Regions from separate parts of the Homo sapiens genome. Here region 2 is linked to region 1. Evidence: read pairs that join two places in POLR2A ChIA-PET (ENCODE). Cell type or tissue: Panc1. All regions are shown on one strand. Each heading gives the region's core, and the rest is flanking DNA. Links, peaks and the distances in the headings are about the cores only.

Region 1 (5,381 bases), core at 77-5,076:
ATATCTGAAAATGTCTTTATTTCATCCTTTTAAATTTTTTTAAATTATGAAGTAATTTTTCAGACACATTAAGAATAGAGAAAATAGTGTGATAACTCCATATGTATTCATTGCCCACTTTGATGATGGTCAATACATGACCATCTTGTTCCACTTATAGTACCATCCACTCCTATCCTTCGTTTTTGTTGGGCAAATTCCAAACTTCATATAATTTCATCTCTAACCATTTCAATTTGTATTTCTAAAAGATAAGGACAACCTAAGAAGCCCATAATCACAATGTTACTATCATATCTAAAAATAATTAATAATATTTCTTTAATATAATCAAATATCCTGTCAATATTCACATTTTTCCAGTTGTGATGGATTTTTTTTAAGTTTACTTAACCAGAGATTAAATAAGTTACATACAGTATATCTGATTGATACGGCTCTAAAACCTTTTCGTTGTTGTTTTCTTTCTTTTTTCTTTTTTTTTTTTTTTTTTTTGGCTTTTTGTTTTTTGTTTTTTCTGGGGTTTTTTGTTTGTTTGTTTTTGTTGTTTTTCTTGTTTTTGTCGTTGTTGTCGTTGCAAGACAGAGTTTTGCTTTGTTGCCCAGGCTGGAATGCAGTGGTGCAATCTTCGTTCACTGCAACCTCCACCTCCCAGGTTCAAGTGATTCTCTTGCCTCAGCTTCTTGAGTAGCTGAGATTACAGGCATGTACCACCACACCCGGCTAATTTTTGTATCTTTAGTAGAAATGGTTTTTCATCATATTGCCCAGGCTGGTCTCAAACTCCTGGCCTCAAGTGATCTGCCCGCCCCGGTCTCCAAAAGTGTTGGGATTACAGGCATGAGCCACAGCACCCGGCCAAGGCTTTTTAAATGTGCAGCTTCACTCTCAATTTCTTCTTTTTCTCCTTTCATTTTGTTGTTGTTGTTGTAGAAAGTGGGTTATTTTTCCTGCAGAATTTCCTACAGACTGGAGTTCCTGATTGCATCCATGTGGTGTCAATTAACAGATTACTCAGCCTCTCTCTTCCCTTTGTAACTCGGTAGATCTAGAGCCTTAAGTATATTCAGGGTTCAGGTTTTTTAAAGCAGATTGCTTCAAATGTGGGGTTGTCTACTATCAAGAGTACATGTCTGGGTGTCTTTTTCTTATGTATCAGCTATGAATGATCATTGCCAACACTGGGTAAATCCAACTCTGCCTACACTTCTGCAGATAAACCAGTCTGGATAAAAAATGTGCTTACCTTGTTGACTGGTCACACTTCAAATTCATGACCACTAATCCAACTGCACTTTCAATACAAATAAGAGAGTATTTGCATATTTCAATGACCCCATCTACCTTCTTATCAGAATCAGTGGCCATACACTCTGCCTTCCCCCAACTACCATGAATTTTTTATGTTCCCAGCAGAGGTCCATCCGTCCTCTTACACTACATCCCATTCCCCTTGCTTTTTTCACTCACTACAGAAATTCTCCTCTTTTTCTTATGCACCATCATTTTTTCTGTTTTCTGGTCTTTTCATTCTGTACAAGTATACTGTTATTTGTCTGACCTTAAAGAATTATTTTGACTTCATTCTCCTCTGCGATCTTCTCAATTCTCTGCTTCCATTTACAGCAAATTTTTTTAAGAAAAGAATTTTTATGGATATAAAATATTTGTACGTACTTATGGGGTACATGTGTGACATTTCTATCACCTCAAGTATTTATCATTTTTATGTGGTGGGAATATTTGAAGTCCTCTCTTCTAGCTATTTTGAAATATACAATACACTGTTGTTAACTATAGTTGCCCTACTCTGCTATCAAACATTAGATCTTATTTCTTCTATACAGCTGTATGTTTCTACCCACTTAGATAAAAGAGAAGCAACAAATGGTGAGTCGATCACTCTAATTTTCTCCTTTTGAGGCATGCGTGTTTTCACAAGTTGTACAGGACAAGAGGTACAGCCCATCAGAATATTTTCGTTCAAAACCTAAATAGCTAATCAGAGCCTTTAGGAGATAAAAATCAGAGCTCAGAGTATTTCCAAGGTAGAGGTACTATCTAAACATTCCAGGATTTCAGTTAGAACCCCTAAAGTGCTACTCCTAGGAATAAGTATATGGGTCCCTTCACCCCACCCACCCACTTTCCCAGCCTCTAGTAACCGTCATTATACTCTCTACCTCCATGAGATCAAATTTCTTAGCTCCCACAGATGAGAGAGAACATGTGATATTTATCTTTCTGTGCCTGGCTTATCATCTCTGGGTTTGTTATATCTTCTATTTTTCTCTTTTTACCAGTTTCTTTCTTTTTTTTTTTTTTTTTTTTGGTGCAGTGGTGAGATCTTGGCTCACTGCAACTTCTGCCTCCCAGGTTCAAGCGATTCTCCCACCTCAACCTCCCAAGTAGCTGGGATTACAGGCACATGCCACCACGCCCGGCTAATATTTGTATTTTTTTTTTTTTTTTTTTTTTTTTTTTTTGGTAGAGACAGGGTTTCACCATGTTGGCCAGGCTGGTCTTGAACTCCTAGCCTCAAGTGATCCACCTGCCTGGGCCTCCCAAATTGCTGGGATTACAGGAGGGAGCCACTGCACCCAGCTGATTTTCTATTTTTATCTTCTCTCATGGTGTACTTGAATATTTTGAATGTTAAACATTGAAAATGAAAATTTTTCATTTCAGGATATGGATGATTTTCTCTCCCTCCAGAGAATTTTCTTTAGCTTCTGGAAAGCAATTAGAGTAGCAGATTATTTAAATCCAATCTGGGATAGAGTTAATTCAAAACTGAATTTTAGGATTTATATTTCTGACCCATATACTTATTCCTAGGAGTAGCGCTTTAGGGGTTCTAACTGAAATCCTGAAATGTTTAGAAGGTACCTCTACCTTGGAAATACTCTGAGCTCTGATTTTTATCTCCTAAAGGCTCTGATTAGCTATTTAGGTTTTGAACAAAAATATTCTGATGGGCTGTACCTCTTATCCTGTACAACTTGTGAAAAGACGCATGCCGCAAGAGGAGAAAATTGGAGTGATCGACTCACCATTTGTTGCTTCTCTTTTATCTAAATTCTTGGCTTTTCAAGTTCTGGCTGTGTTGGAAGTCCTCAACACTAATTTTAATCTCACCAGCCCTGAATGACTATTAAAGTCACAAACAATCTTCTTTGTCTCTTAGAAGTTACTTTCTGTTTGGTTTTTAACTTCTTTGTTCAAACTACTTGACAACTGATAAATTTCTCAGGAAGAGAAGCAGCTTTAATGTTCAGTGCATTGATCGAGTCTTCTTTCTCTTGGATAACCAGAGCCTTCAAGTCCTGGTCACTTTGGTAGCTTTCTGTTGCTTCGAAGCAGATAATTTTCTGATTTTTATTCATATTTTTATATGTTTTATTGGGATAATTAGTCTGCAACAAAAATATTCCAAAGCCAGAAACAGACATATTGGCAGTAATGTTGAGCTATAGGACCTCTTGTTACTGTTGGTAAGAAAACAATAGTCAAGCCAAGAACACATAGAATCTGTGTCCCAGGTAGCCTATTTTTTGGAATATATATATACTCCAAAAAATATTCGCACAGATACATAAGGAAATATATATAATGATGTTCCTTATAGTATTGTTTGTGATGGTAAGGAGTGGGAGGCAATATGAGGGTCGGGAAGGTGTCCGTGGTGGAGTGGATAGGCAAAATACCGTGGCTGCACATTATAGAGTAAATGCAGCTCAGATGTTATAATTCTAACTGTGCATAGAGCAATGTGGATATGAGTTGGAGTTCCACTGTAAATTTCTTTAAAGTTACATTGTTGGATTGCATGAAATAAAGGCTCTCATGCTCTTCTATGTAATTCCCAAAGAAGCCGGTTGGTTCACATAAACTGCTTTAATTTAGTTTGAAACAGGGTAAAGAATAATAAAAGATTTAAAAAATACTTAAATAGAAAAATGAACCTAAGAAACCACTCTACTAGAAATTGAGTTTTAATATAAAATTGAAAATAATGGTAAATAAATGATGCTCCTAGTGAAAAGCAGTAATTATTTAATCCAGTAATATTGAGGCCAAAGAAAAGAGAGCACTGAAGCTTATCTGGTGCTGGTCAGAACTCTTGTAAAATACAAGTTACAAAAACAATAAAATATTACCTCACACTTAGTTAAATATATAGACATATGTATTCTCTATGATGCATCAACCCCTTTTCTGGGCATGAATACCAAAGAAACTACCTCACAGATCCATAAGGGGACATATACGAGTCTGCTGTCATGGTGTGGTTATAGTGACAATGTGGAAACAATCTGGTTGTTTATCAAACACATGGTCTTCTATGATTTTCTGCTCCTTTTCACATTGTTCCCTTTGCCCTCTTTTCTTCCTGGAAAGTTAAGATCACTCTTCAGGAGCCTACTGAAAAACCACCTGCGTGCGGGGGAATATAAGAGATTCCTGTAGAGAAGGTTGAATAAATGTCAGTCAGAAGAAAGCAACGAGAGGCAGGAGTGACGGCACAGTGAACTCAGCACCACGGACAGCTCACAACACTCTGGGTATATTTATGCGATATACACAAGTTACTGGACCAGCCTGCCCAACATGGTGAAACTCTGTCTCTACTAAAAATACAAAAAAATTAGCCGGGCGTGGTGGCAGACGCCTGTAGTCCCAGCTACTCGGGAGGCTGAGGCAGGAGAATGGCGTGAACCTGGGAGGCGGAGGTTGCAGTGAGCCAAGATCGCGCCACTGCACTCCAGCCTGGGCGACAGAGCAAGAGTCCGTCTCCAAAAATAAATAAATAAATAAATAACAAAAAAATTCAAAAAGTAGTCGGATGTGGTGGCGCACATCTGTAATCCCAACTACTCGGGAGGCTGAGGCAAGAGAATTGCTTGAACCCGGGAGGCAGAAGTTGCTGTGAGCCAAAATTGCTCCACTGCACTACAACCTGGGCGACAGAGTCAGACTTCGTCTGAAAAAAAAAAAAAAATTATTGGAATGTTTTAATATCAGAATTTCTTGGGACCATTTGGAATTCCAGAATCTCTTTCACATCAGCTGTCATGTGAGTGTGGGCATACAGCTGTCAATTATTCTTTCTCTTTAGTACCAATATAACGTACAGTAGCTACTAATCACCCTAAATCAAGTAAATTCTTGCTCTGGTATGTGTTAGAACAAAGGTTGAATTTTTCTTTTTTTTATGCTTTAAGTTTTAGGGTACATGTTCACAACGTGCAGGTTTGTTACATATCTATACATGTCCCATGTTGGTGTGCTGCACCCATTAACTCGTCATTTAACATTAGGTATATCACCTAATACTATCCCTCCCCCCTCCCCCCACCCCACAACAGGCCCCAGTGTGT
Region 2 (5,381 bases), core at 89-5,088, 53 kb after region 1:
ATATTTTTCTCTCCATTTTCCCTGCATGTACTTTAAAGATTTTCAAAAACATTTTTACAAATATTATTCTAATCTTGAAAATTAAGAATAAATGTATATCCTTTTATTCTCCTCATGTAAAATGAGGAAATTAATACACTTTTACTCTTTCTCAATCTGCTTGCTACTTACTGGTGTCCAGCAATATGGCTTGTGACTTAAACTCTGATTCTTGCTAATTCTTTTTTCTTTTTTGAGAGGGAGTCTCGCTCTGTCGCCCAGGCTGAAATGCAGTGGCACAATATCGGCTCACTGCAACCTCCACCTCCCAGGTTCAAGCGATTCTCCTGCCTCCGCCTCCCGAGTAGCTGGAATTACAGGTGCCCACCACCACACCCAGCTGATTTTTGTATTTTAGTAGAGACGCGGTTTCACCATGTTGGCCAGACTGGTCTCGAACTCCTGACCTCAGGTGATCCTACCACCTCGGCCTCCCAAAGTTCTGGGATTACAGGTGTGAGCCACAGGGCCCAGCCTGATTATTGCTAATTAATTGTATTTTCATTTTATTTTTTCTTGAAATAATTATTTTTTAAGCTTACAGTAAATTTTATTATTATATTTCAATTATTTAGATCTAACAGTATGTTTAACCAGTTTTATTGGTTTACCATCAAGAATTCTAAGTCACCATTCCAGAATTCTTAAAATTTTTATTCATCTTTTAGCCAGTCTTGAAGTAATTTACTTCAAGAAGAGAACATGATTCTTTACTTCAAGAAGAGAATATTAGGGACCTTTGTATATCTAGGGATATTTTTCTGGTGTCCTCACAGATGGCTAGCTGCTTAATTATGTTTATGCAATTCTGAGGCACAACCTTTTCTTTCCTCAAAAACTGAAGATTTTGCTTATTTGTAACTTCTAAGAAATATGAGATTCACTTGAATTGCTCTTTTATAGGCAATCTTTTTATTTTCCTTTGAGCAATACTTTTGCCTGAGAGTGTCTAGGCATATCTGTGTTTTTATACATTTTGCCTGGGTTGCAGAGAGCCCTTTTGGTCTACACAAAATCTATGTGGTAGATGCTACAGCTCTAGAGAAAGTTGGCATTTGTTGTGGCTATTTACCTGCTGTCCATGCCTGTTGTGACTGACATCCAGCAATGTTGATGGACACTGTTAGGAGCTACTCTTATTGTAACAATGAGGGTGCCATGCACCACTCCCAGTATTCTCTTTCTTCTCTCTTACGTCTACTTTCTGCCCAATGATCCTTTATTCTCTTGTTAGATACAGAAATATTGGGAAGACCAAGGAAGAGCTCAGGGCTCTGGCTGCCTTATAGTGATAGGCAGATAGGAAGGCAAACACTAACATTAAATTAAATTAAATTAAATTAAATTAAATTAAATTAAATTAAATTAAATTAAAATATAAAATAAAATAAGCCCTACAAGGAGTTGTCTGTTTGGTAGTAACCCTATGTAGCCAGGAAGCTCCATCTTGCCCAAGTTGGGGCAGGGGATGGAAGACTACCCCTTCCATGCACCACCACCTCCCTCGGTTTCCAGGCCCCACCACCCATGTGGGCCTTTGGTGGGTGGGATGGGAGGCTCAGTGAAGTGTCCAGGCCCTATGTTCCTCCTGCTGGCACTGATCAGTGCTGGGAGGGCCATCTCAGGGCTAGAACTGTTCTGTGAGCTCAGTGCTCTCAGCTCCTGCCCCCACCAGTCGTCCCATATGGATTGGCTGGGGTCATGGTAGGAAGCTTAGGGAACGCTTACATATGCTTCCAAATCTTTATTATCTTGCACCTCTACCCTGGCTTTTTAAAATGCAAGCACCAGGACGGGCACAGTGGCTCACATCTGTAATCTCAGCACTTTGGGAGGCCGAGGCAGGTGGATCATGAGGTCAGGAGTTCGAGACCAGCCTGGCCAACATGGTGAAACCCCGTCTCTACTAAAAATACAAAAATTAGCTGGGTGTGGTGGTGCGCACCTGCAATCCCAGCTACTCGGGAGGTTGAGGCAGAAGAATCGCTTGAACCTGGGAGGCAGAGGTTGCAGTGAGCCGAGATCATGCCACTGAACACCAGCCTGGATGACAGAGTGAGTCAGCTCCGTCTCAAAAATTTAAAAAAAAAAAAAATTCAAGCACCAAAAGTGTGACACCTGTTTTTTCTGGTTCTTCACTAACCGCATTCACTAAAGCTGCCAGTGACGCTGGTCCAGCTGCCTGGATGCAGGACGGGCTCCAGAAACCATTCAGTGAAGCCTGGTTGGGAGAGAAAACACAAAGGGATCCCCACACCCTGTCTCTGGGCCCTCCCAGGAGCAGACCCTGTAGGACAGCAGTTCTCAAAATGTGGTCCCCAGAACGGCAGCAACAACGGCACCTGGGATCTTACTAGAAATACAGAGTCTCAGGCCACCACAGACCTGCTTGTGTTAGGACCTCTGGGATAGGGGCCCAGAGATCTGTGTTCTAACAAGCCCTCCGGTGATCCCAGTGCCCACTCAAGTGTGCAAATTACTGCGCAGTTACCAGGTGTCCTCCCACACTTTCACGGGCTGTAGAAACTAGTCTAAGAGAGAACGGAGCGCAGAGCACTGACCCAGGGTCTTCATATTTCCTTGTGCTTGCTGTTTGTTGGGCTGGGTAGTGTAGACATTTTGCCTTACTCCCTACCTTCAGGAGCCATTTCACAAGAATATGATGGTGTCACGGTCTGTGGGCCAGGTGCCTTTTAAATTGGAAGCTCTCTTTTAAGACTCAAGGCAGCTTTATAGGATAGATAATTGTATCCCATTGCTATGGCTTGAATATTTGGCCTCCCTAAAACTCATGTTGAAATTTAATCTTCAGTGTGGCAGTACTGGGAGATGAGGCCTGCAAAAGGTGATTGGGTCATGAGGTCCCTAGCCCCACGAATCCACTAATCCATTCATTCATGGATAAATGGATTAACGGATTAATGGGTGATCATGGGAGTGGGATTGGTGGCTTTATAAGAGGAGGAAGAGAGACCTGAGCCAGCGCACTCAGCCCCAGCACCACTTGATGCTCTGTGCTGCCTCAGAACTCTGCAGGGAGTCCCCACCAGCAAGAAGACCCTCACCAGATGCAGCCCCTTGACCCTGGACTTCTCAGTCTCCAAAACTGTAAGAAATAAATTCCTTTTCTTTATAAATTACCCAGTTTCAGGTATTCTGAAGCACCAAAAAACAGACTAAAACACTAGTTTTTCAGCTGATGAAACTAAGTCTCACAGAAGTTAGCTGCTCTTTCTAAGTCAAAGTCTAACTCCCTGCTGCCTTCTGCAATGCCATACTGCCTCACAGTGGCACTGCCATCTCAGCCTGGCACCAGATCACCTGGGTTTGCAACTCAGCCCTGGCACCAGCCCTGAGGCATGGCCACAGCTTTTCACTTCCCTGAGCCTCTGTTTCCTTACCTGCAAAATAGGGGTAAACCCAACCTGCCCAACCCACCTACCTCCCAGAGTCATTTGCAGGGCCAAGTGGGAAAAATGATCTTAATACAGTATTAATCTTTCCATTTCCCCAGGTGTGTGTGTGTTGGTGGAAAGCAGTGGTACAAGTGTGGGCAGAGGACAGTGACTCGAATAGTGAGGCAGAGGAGAGTCACCAAGGGTACATGTTGCTATGACATAGTGTCAACGTGGGGGCTTCTGAAGGGATGTCTTAGTGTTTTAGATATTTTGAGGGGAAAAACTCCTCTACTAAGACTCACTTCAGAGAAAAAGAGAAGCTGACCAGGTGTGGTGGCTCACACCTGTAATCCCAGCACTTTGGGAGGCCGAGGTTTGTGGACATCACCTGAGGTCAGGACTTCAAGACCAGCCTGGCCAATATGGTGAAACCCCATCTCTACTAAAAATACAAAAATTAGCCAGGCATGGTGGTGTGAGCCTGTAATCCCAGCTATTCAGGAGGCTGAGACAGGAGAATCATTTGAACCCGGGAGGCAGAGGTTGCAGTGAGCCAAGATTACACCACTACACTCCAGCCTGGACGACAGAGTGAGACTCCATCCAAAAAAAAAAAAGAAAGAGAGAGAGAGAGAGGGAAGAGACAGAGAGGGAGAGAGAGAGGGAAGGAAGGAAGGAGAAAAAAGGAAAGAAAGGAAGAAAGAAAAAGAAAGAAAGGAAGAAAAGAAAGAGAGAGAAAGAAAGAAAGAGAAAGAGAGAGAGAAAGAAAGAAGAAAGAAAGAAAGAAAGAAAGAAAGAAAGAAAGAAAGAAAGAAAGAAAGAAAAGAAAGAAAGAAAGAAAGAAAGAAAGAAAGAAAGAAAAGAAAGAAGGAAAGAGAAAGAGAGAGAAGCTGGGTGCAATGATGCACATCTATAGTCCCAGCTTCTCAGGAGGCTGAGCTGGGAGGATCACCTGAGCACAAGAGTTCAAGACTGTATTGTGCTATGATCTCACCTATGGCTAGGCACTGTACTTCAGCCTAGGCAATACAGCAAGACCCTGTCCCTAAAAAAGAAAAATAAAATAAGAGAAAAGAGTTCACAGCACTGGATCATACAGGGGTAAATGCCAAAACTCATATAATGTCCCCTGGCTTCTAGATGCCATTGATGCTCCATCTCTCTTTCTTGGGAGATCTTGCACTCTCTTGCATGCTAGGAGGGCTTCTGTGTGAGACACAACTTTGGTCATTCACTGGTAGCAATCCAAAGGAGAGAGGACATTCTTTCCCTCACATCCTTCCCCCAGGAAGAGGCCATGATTGGCCCAATTTAGTGTAGTGCCCACCTCTTCAATAATCATTGTGGCCAGAGTGACATCATCACAAGAGCTAGATTTGAGGCTTGGAAAAAAGAGCCCTCTGATGGGTCATTTGTGTAAAGTTGGTACTTGTTGCAAAAGACCCAGAGAATGCCATTTCCTCAGAACATTCCAGAGGATGTCAGCCTGGGGGCTGTTTGCTGAACAGGCCCCCAAGTTTCCCCTCACGTTCTCAACTTTGTCTTATTGAAATTCCAGCATACCTACCTGACATGGTGTATTAGTCCGTTTTCATGCTGCTGACAAAGACATACCCAAGACTGGGAAGAAAAAGAGGTTTAATTGGACTTACAGTTCCACATGGCTGGGGAGGCCTCAGAATCATGGTAGGAGGCCAAAGGCACTTCTTACATGGCAGCAGCAAGAGAAAAATGAGGAAGAAACAAAAGTGGAAACCCCTAATAAATCTATCAGATCTCGTGAGACTTATTCACTATCATGAGAATAGCATGGGAAAGACCGGCCCCCACGATTCAATTACCTCCCCCTGGGTCCCTCCCACAACACATGGGAATTCTGGGAGATACAATTCAAGTTGAGATTTGGGTGGGTGCACAGTCAAACCATATCACATGGTCTCTAAA

The links. ChIA-PET counts read pairs that join two places held together with the same protein. Peaks named below come from ENCODE experiments on the same cell type or tissue, not always from the same donor. Only the 100,000 strongest peaks of a DNase experiment are listed, where the experiment ranks them.
Region 2: POLR2A ChIA-PET joins it to region 1 with 5 read pairs; 3 of 35 experiments call an interaction of 5 or more read pairs at or near these places.

The regions. Positions count from the first base shown.
Region 1 is chr1:153,448,067-153,453,447 of GRCh38, forward strand. No RefSeq gene overlaps it. Among named protein-coding and RNA genes, the nearest start is that of S100A7, 9.9 kb to the right of the region's middle. In Panc1, for the core only: no CTCF peak of the experiment used is centred there; no DNase peak of the experiment used is centred there; H3K27me3 peaks cover 195 bases.
Region 2 is chr1:153,501,002-153,506,382 of GRCh38, forward strand. No RefSeq gene overlaps it. Among named protein-coding and RNA genes, the nearest start is that of S100A6, 32 kb to the right of the region's middle. In Panc1, for the core only: no CTCF peak of the experiment used is centred there; no DNase peak of the experiment used is centred there; H3K27ac peaks cover 1,791 bases.